Regions from separate parts of the Homo sapiens genome. Here regions 2 and 3 are each linked to region 1. Evidence: chromatin contacts called from ENCODE Hi-C or POLR2A ChIA-PET data. All regions are on one chromosome and are shown on one strand. The core of a region is the stretch at or near the end of the contact, and the rest is flanking DNA. Distances in the headings are between cores, read along the strand shown.

The links. A loop is a pair of places that touch in the nucleus more often than their neighbours do. ChIA-PET counts read pairs that join two places held with the same protein, here RNA polymerase II (POLR2A). Pooled maps may share reads with other maps.
Region 2: a loop to region 1 is called in a map of CD8-positive, alpha-beta T cell, with 15 times the contacts of the local background. The contact joins the promoter of RPAP1 here to the promoter of INO80 in region 1. A Hi-C loop is called at or near these places in 3 of 168 maps with a recorded cell type or tissue (CD4-positive, alpha-beta T cell, CD8-positive, alpha-beta T cell and naive thymus-derived CD4-positive, alpha-beta T cell) and 10 of 50 pooled maps. POLR2A ChIA-PET finds 5 or more read pairs at or near these places in 3 of 52 experiments (CD4-positive, alpha-beta T cell, activated B cell and naive thymus-derived CD8-positive, alpha-beta T cell).
Region 3: a pooled map shows a loop between it and region 1 (7-fold over the local background). The contact joins the promoter of ITPKA here to the promoter of INO80 in region 1. A Hi-C loop is called at or near these places in 2 of 37 single-sample maps with no recorded cell type and 7 of 50 pooled maps. POLR2A ChIA-PET finds 5 or more read pairs at or near these places in 2 of 52 experiments (activated CD4-positive, alpha-beta T cell and activated naive CD4-positive, alpha-beta T cell).

What each region holds. Positions count from the first base shown.
Region 1 is chr15:41,115,015-41,117,534 of GRCh38, reverse strand. It overlaps INO80 (INO80 complex ATPase subunit), which reads left to right and starts at 1,255. Exons shown (of 36, transcript NM_017553.3): 1 at 1,255-1,562. RefSeq lists enhancers at 1-51, 768-867, 833-1,612, 1,678-1,757, 1,808-1,857 and 2 more and a silencer at 1,308-1,577.
Region 2 is chr15:41,543,000-41,545,519 of GRCh38, reverse strand. RPAP1 (RNA polymerase II associated protein 1) reads left to right here and starts at 1,263. Exons shown (of 25, transcript NM_015540.4): 1 at 1,263-1,301. RefSeq lists enhancers at 1,119-1,508, 1,442-2,023 and a silencer at 2,503-2,520.
Region 3 is chr15:41,492,614-41,495,133 of GRCh38, reverse strand. It overlaps ITPKA (inositol-trisphosphate 3-kinase A), which reads right to left and starts at 1,260. Exons shown (of 7, transcript NM_002220.3): 1 at 718-1,260. The coding sequence starts at 1,206. RefSeq lists silencers at 641-690, 801-980, 1,001-1,620 and enhancers at 1,357-1,857, 1,858-2,358.

The DNA of each region.
Region 1 (2,520 bases), core at 6-2,505:
CTGACCTCCCAAAGTGCTGGGATTACAGGCGTGTGGCACTGCACCCTGACACAAATTTAACTTTTTAAAGGTCAGTTAACTCAGCACAAGAAGGCTACTTGATGACCTTAATAAAGTACTTTTTAGTTAAATGCTAAGGGCCAGGTTAAAATGGATTAAAGAATGAGACCCAAAGGAACTGAATTAACAGCATATTTAACTTTCAGTAAGTTCTAATTCTTATCTACACCTAGGCCTTACCCTAGGCAATTCTCACCACACATCCTGGTAGTTGGGTCGATTACATTTATTATGTTGTCTTTTTTGTAGAGACGGGGTCTCGCTATGTTGACCAGTCTAATGGACTGCTCTGAGACGTTTGGCCTGAGGTGATCCTTCCAGGCAGGAGGATCACTTCAGGCCAGGAGACTGGGAACCAGCCCAGTAGACTGGGCAACATAGCGAGACCCCAAGTTTAGTAAATGTGGGTGGCAGTGGACTCAAATTGTAGAATTGGCACAGGTAAAAGCAATTATTCGCTTTTCAGAGGCACACTGTGTGGATGTGAGAACAGGCTGGCATTTCCGATAACAGGTCTGCGTGTTCCCAAGTCCTTGTATCCCACAACCTTCACGTAGACATCTTATCTAACTATGCTGTCCTACCCAACCTATAGCGTTCTTGCTCCCAGAGTCTAAATGGGAGCCCCAAACTAATTACTGTATAGTAGTCGAACTACACACCAGGCACTTCCCCGACAATCTACAACCCCATCCAAAGGGGTCAGAAACTAGTAACAAAATACCAGCTGCGAGCCTCTCCTTCCCCTAAAGAGATCTTATCAACTTGGCTGCACCTTCCCACCTCTAGCCTGCGGGAACAAATATCCCAGGATCCCGGGCGGTTTCGATTGACGTTACTTCCGGGAAAAGTAACCTTGCATCGGCGGTTGCGGGCCTGGAAAGCTCTCGCGACATTTTCTCCTGCGAGATCTGCTTGCTCACTGTAGCGATGACATCCTCCTCCTCCTCCCCGCCGCCTTTCGGCAATCTTCGCCAGTCCCAGTCCCGACTAATCTGTACTCAGATGGCATGGATCAGGGTCTCCCCTCGAACCCCGGTTCGCACGGGGCGTCAGGTGGCAGCGGCGGGGTGCGAGCTGCGCGAGGCCGACGGCAGCGGCACTACGGGTGGCCACGGGCAGGCGACGAGCAGTGAGTGTGGGCGGGGTGGGGGTAAGCCACCCGTGTAGCGGCTCGATTGTTCTGGCCTGGCTATGGCGCCTCTCCTCCCCCCCGCCATGGCTCCCCGTGTCCCTGCTCCGCTCCTCTCAGTGAGTGAAAGTGGCCGCCGCCGCCGCCGGCCCAGCGCCCGCAGCCGCCTCAGCGCCGCCGCCATCTTGGGGTCCCAGGAGCCGCGGAGGGAGCGAGCTAGGAGCGTCCACGCCCAACGCAGTCACCGTCCCACGGCCTCAGAGAGCGAACCGCGGCTCCACCGTCGGCGGGGCGACCCCCCCCTCCGGACCCCGCCCGCACCCCGCCCCCCCTCCGCCGCCGTCGCGGCGGCGGGGCCAGGCGGCCCGAGGTGAGGCAACTAGACGTGGGCGGGCGAACGGAGTGGGGGTTGTGTAGGTCTTGTTGCGCCCCTCTCTGCGGGCGACAACTGGGCCGCGTCTTAAAGGGGCCGTCGCCCCCGGCCCTTGGATTTGTTGGGGTTAGTATGGAGGATGGGTGTGGACACTCCCCGCAGGGTTGGGACCTCAGGGACTAGGGCCTTGTCCTTCCCGTTTCATATCTCTGGAGACCCGGGGTCATGCGGTGACCTCAGCCACCTGAGGAAGCCCGTGGGGCGCCCACACGTGGGGAGTGTGTTAGACCAGGTGCACGTGGGACCCGGTGGGGCGGTGTCGGGCTAACACGTGTGTAGGTTTGGGGGTGGGCAGGGGCAGGGCGGAGGCTGGAAGGCCTTGAGTGGGAACCCCGTGAAGGTTGTGTATCTGTCATTTTAAACAAATGAGATCTAAGGGCTTGTTAGTGTGTCATTTTGTAAGGGGCAAGTTGAGATACGGTTGAATGGTGCACGCTGCTGGCTGGTGTTGGGTGGGGGCAGGCTGACACCTGCATAGACTTGGGAGTGTCTAGATGACACCTCTTCTGGTTTTTTAGGTTTTTACATAGCGACTAGGAAAGTGTCATCCTATTTTGACATTCCTTCTTGAGCTCGCTAATGGAAAGTACTACTTCCGTAATCTCCGAGGCTAGAAGCCCCCTACAGTTTAGGAATGACAGAACCTAGGCAGCCACTTACTATTCTAGTTAACAGCCAACTGTGCCTGGAATTCTTTGATTCACACACTGTCTCTAGTTTGATGTACTTGTTAGAAATGGGGGAAGGAATTTGGAGGTTGACCTGGCTAACGTCACAGGTTACTTTTCCAGTCAGTGACTTTCATTATTTCCTCCACAACAAAATTATTGTGGCTTTTCAGTGGCAACTTAAATTAAATAATAGCTTTATTGAAATATGATTCAAATACCAAAAA
Region 2 (2,520 bases), core at 14-2,513, 430 kb before region 1:
AGTTGATTCTGGTGCCTGTTAAAGTTGGAAAGCCACTGGACTAACATTGGCTGCCCCATGATGTCCTTTGGTCTAGAAATGATTTACTTAAGGTCCTACTATGTGCATGGCAACACGTTGGGTGCTCAGTATTTAGATGCAAAGTACAAGGTCTGGTGCCCACAAGGAACTGACAGTCTATTCAAGGGAACAGGACATAAGCCTGTGAAAAGGTAACCGGTGACAGTTGGTAGTTGGCAGTGTGTTCTTAGCATACCACACAACTGGTGCAGGCGGTGAGATTCCAGGTGAATCCAAGGAAAGTTTGGTGAGTAGGCGTGGCTGGCAGAGGTTTTAGAGTTGACGCCAGCTAGGCCTTAAAGAGTTATCCTTTGGAGACAGGGGTGGCAGGGAAAAGAGGGAGGATTTCCAAGAAGGGAGAGTGGGATGAACAAAGGCAAGATTCTGGAGAAGATGATAACCTTGCTAGCAAGGAAGCTTTATTCCCTCTCTTCTCACCACCACTATTTCTGCAGTGCACACTGGCAGTGTTCTTTCCTTGGGCCTTTTTCATGGTTACCTTCTAGCTCTTCCATAAACACATTCGTCACGTTGGGGTGTGTGTGTGTGTCCACGTTTCTGTGTGCTGCCGTGGGCGTGGGTGCTGGGATGTGGGATGTGGTAACACTGGCTGGTGAGTGCAGAGGGACGTCTGAGGAACGCTGTGTCCCTGCCAGGGGTGTCGTAAGTGCAGAAGGGGCTGTGCCTGCTGTACATCAGAAGCATGTGTGGGCCAGGCGCGGTGGCACATCCTGTAATCACAGCACTTTGGGGGGCCGAGGCGGGCGGATTACCTAAGGTCGGGAGTTCGAGACCAGCTTGGCCAACATGGTGAAACCCCGTCTCTACTAAAAATACAAAAATTAGCCAGACGTGGTGGCGGGCACCTGTAATCCCAGCTACTCGGGAGGCTGAGGCACAAGAATCGCTTGAGCCCGGGAGGCGGAGGTTGCAGTGAGCCGAGATTGCGCCACAGCACTCCAGCCTGTGCGACAGAGCAAGACTCTGTCTCAAAAAAAAAAAAAAAAAAAAAGGATGTGTGTTCTGGGTGATGGTATAGAGCTTACGTGGGGGTAATAAACCGCCAGCCGCGCAGCACCGCGCTCACCAGTCCGCTGCACTGAACAAGCAAAGCCCAGAATGCTCCGAGATAAGACCGGGAGAGGCGGGGCTGGGCTGCGGGGCGGAAGCTGGAATCTGGCGGCGGCGGAAACGCGATCTCTGCGGGGCAAGATGGCGGCGCCCAGACAGGCCTGGAGCACGTAGGTGGCGGGGCTGGAGGGACGGATTTCAGGTGATCTGGGAGGAGGACCCAGGGTAGCGTGTCCAGTTTCTTTGCTGGAACCTGCCTGCGGGCCTTTGGTCTGTAAGGGAGCAACTGTGGCCTCCTCTGTGCATAGATCTCGGGCACGGCCCTTCAACGGGCGGCGAAAGCTGCGACTCGATGATTCCTCATTGTAGAGTTGGGTGGTCCAGGAGGCTTAACTGGAGCCCTTGACCTGAGCGGTAAGGGCAGTCACGCGTCCCGACTCGGGATTGGATCCTGGCTCTGGAGGATAGGCTGCAATGTAAGAGCCCCAGAGACTCCTCAGAGGCCAACATAAACCCAGAGGTCCATTGTTAGGACTACTTTTTTTTACGAGTTACTCTTTAGGCATTACTCTTTAGGATTACAGGCGTGAGCCACCGCGCCCGGCCAACCCATTCTTATTCTATTAATAACTGAAAATGTTATCACTTCTAGCACTGATTGGTTCTGGACAAATCTGCGCTGGATTTGTGGGGAAACACACTGGTGGCTTTACTTAGGACTAAAATAATTGTTACTGAGGTTTATTTATATAAGTAACAGGCACTGGGCTAGGCGTTTTGCGTGTATAGTCATTTAAATCCTCACACATTTCCTATTATATAGGACCTGTTACTCACATTTTACAGTTGTGGAAATGGGACTTAAGACAGCATAGAGGCCGCGCACGGTGGCTCACGCCTGTAATCCCAGCACTTTGGGAGGCCGAGGCGGGCGGGTCACCTGAGATCAGGAGTTCGAGACCAGTCTGGCCAACATGGTGAAACCCCGTCTGTACTAAAAAAATACAAAAAATTAGCCGGGCGTGGTGGCAGGCGCCTGTAATCCCAGCTACTCGGGAGCCTGAGGCAGGAGAATCACTTGAACCCAGGAGGCGGAGGTTGCAGTGTGCCGAGATCGTGCTATTGCACTCCAGCCTGGGCAACAAGAGGGAGAATCTGTCTCAAAAAAAAAAAAAAAAAAAAAAAAAGGACAGCATTGATAATTTGCCTAATTTCGCACATTTAGTGCATTTAGTAAGTAGCGGAACTGGTATTTGACTTCTGGCCTATTGATTCCAAAACTGGTGCCCATAACCCCCTGGCTCTCTTTGTGATGTAGGTATGGCGCACCCTATGAAGTGAGCTGGACTTTGCTTTTGGATCACATGAATCCATGGATAAGTAGGAATT
Region 3 (2,520 bases), core at 11-2,510, 380 kb before region 1:
CCAGAACACCCAGGCTATCAGAGGCAGAGACTAGCAGAGTGATCCTGCCCCCTTGCAGCCTCAGTTTACCGCCCCTCTCTGCCGCGCTCAGGAGCGGCGAGCCGGGAAGATGGGAGGCAGGGCGCGCACTGGGTGGGCTGCGTTCCGCTCCCAGCCAGAGCTCCCAGGCCCACGCCCCTCCCTCCCCTGCGTCCACGCCTCGTGCGGGCGCTGGGAGCAGACGGCAGCGGCTCCCGAGCAGAGCCTGGAGCGCCGCTCCACTCCCACTCAGGAGAGGGAAACCGTGGCAACGGCGGGGGTGCGGCCGCGGCACCGGAGAGGGGGCGGGGGGTAAGGGAAACTCTCCTTCGCCTCTCTCCTTCCGAGGGTTCACCCGGCAAGGCTCAGCCCCTCCGATCCCTCCTGTCCTAACCCACAGCCAACAAGGTCCGCTACCCCCGCTTCGCCCAGTCCCCGCGGCGGGTCGCCTGCTCCTCGCCCCGCTTCTTAGACGCCCCAGGGCCAGCGCCACGACCCGCCGGCGGAGCCGAGGTGAAAGTTGCCCAGGCGAGAGGTCGGCCAGGCGCCTCCCTCTGACCCCCAGATTCCTCCTAAACCGCGAGAACAGGACCTTCCGCTGGAGGGAGCATGGACAGGAGCGGGTCCTCCGGGAGCACCCAGCCAGGTCCCCCGTGCAGCCCCCGCGCCCGGCGCTGGCCCCGCCCCCGCGGCCCGTACCTGACCCACGTCCTCGCCCGCTTCCAGCTGCACGTTGCCGCGGCTCCGGCTCTCACTGTCGCTCAGCAGGTCGTCCTCCGAGTCCTCGAGCAGCGACGAGGAGCCAGTGGAGGAGACCGACGAGGTGGAAAGGCGGCGCGGCTGCTGCAGGTGCGAAGAGCCCGCTGCCGGGAGGCAGTCCCTCTCCCGCTCCGGCGGCCCAGGGCTGGTCGGGGGCACGTCGGGCTCCTCGGCTGTCACGGTCAGCTGAGGGATCACCGGGGCCGGGGGAGCCCGCGGAAGCCCGTTGGGGACCTGTCCCCCACGCCGCTTGGCCCCGCGGGCCCGGGGCTCCCCCGCGGCGGCGGCCGCAGCGACCGCCGCACAGCGCGCCTCGAAGAGCAGGCGCAGCTCCCCGACACTCCGGCGCGGGGCCCGCTCCAGCCCCGGGCTGCAGGGCCTCGCGCCCCCCGGCCGCGCCATGCCCGTTGGGCCCCCGGGCAGGGTCATTTCCCAGTGCCGGCGCCGCCGCTGAGCCCACCAGCCCGCGGCGCGCCGGGGACTGGAGCGGCTCGGCGCCCCCGGCTGGAGACGGCCCCGGGGCGGAGCCTGCGCCGCTGCACGCCCGCGCCCCGCCTCGGCCGCGCCCCCCGCCCACTCCTTCCACTTTCAGAGAAAGCGCGGGCCTCCCAGGGCCCCTGCGAGGGAGAGAAGGCTCTCGGTGACTCCTCGGGGTGGCGGGGAAGTCCAGCCTCCGTAGGCACAAAACCTGGGCCCGGGCCCCGAGGCTTCGCTCCGCCTGCCCTCGGGGAGGTGGGAGGGGCCGCTCCGCGCTGGGGCCTCGCAGCCTTCCCGGGCTTCGCGGCTGGGAGAGATTCCTCCAGGCCGCTCCACAGGCCCTGTCCCCGCGCAGGAGAAGCTGGTCCTACTCTTGGTCCCCTACCCCGTTCCTCGGGTTCCTTTGCGTGTTCATCCCTCCCGGGCAAGGGCTTCAAGTCTCGGGGCCTTTCTCCGGCCCGAGCTCCTGAGCAGAGTTGAAGGCCCCCGGCTTCCCGAAGAAGCCCCACCCCAGGGCGTGCACCCAAGTGGAGACTCTGCCCCAGGGACTAGCTGAGGCTGCTCCCCGCAAGTTCCCCACTTCCCGGCGGGCAGAGAACAAGGTCAGGGGGCGGGGCCTGGATCTGTCCCCATGGCCCAGCCTAGTCCCGGGCTGCATCTCCCCCGCTGCTGGGTGGCAGGAGCTGAGCCCGCCTTCCTCCTCCTCTGTTATAGGAGCTCGGGGCTTGGAGTCCGCCGTGTGGCGTTCAGCAAGTCATTTCACCTCCCTCGACTGCGGATTCTCCCGTTGCTGCGAGAATAAAATAAAAGACTTGAAATCAGGTACACCACACTCTAGATGTGATTTGTAGGCAGTCCCTTTACTCCCTCCGTATATTTCTGCATTTGTACATTTAGAAAAACCTCATCCAACCCACAGAGTTGTGTCTGTAAAACTAGGAAGACAGCACTGATGTTTAAGAGTTTCAGACACTGCAAAGTGCTTATCAGTGTCATTCCATGTGGATCTTCGGCCACTTCCCATGTTGGTAGTCAGCTGACCGACCGGCGAGGCTGCTTTGAGGAGAAGCCACTGTTTCCTATCTTACCATAGTGCCACAGGAGTGAGGGTCCCCCCTCAGGCACTCAGTGTCTGGGGATGGCTGGGGCCCTGGAGACAGAGCAGCCCCAGAAGGATTGCCTTGGATGCTGAGATGGCCGCAGGAGGGGCTTTCCTTCCCTTCTCTCCCCTCAGCCAGGGCTCAGGAATGGCCCAGGAGAAGGAAA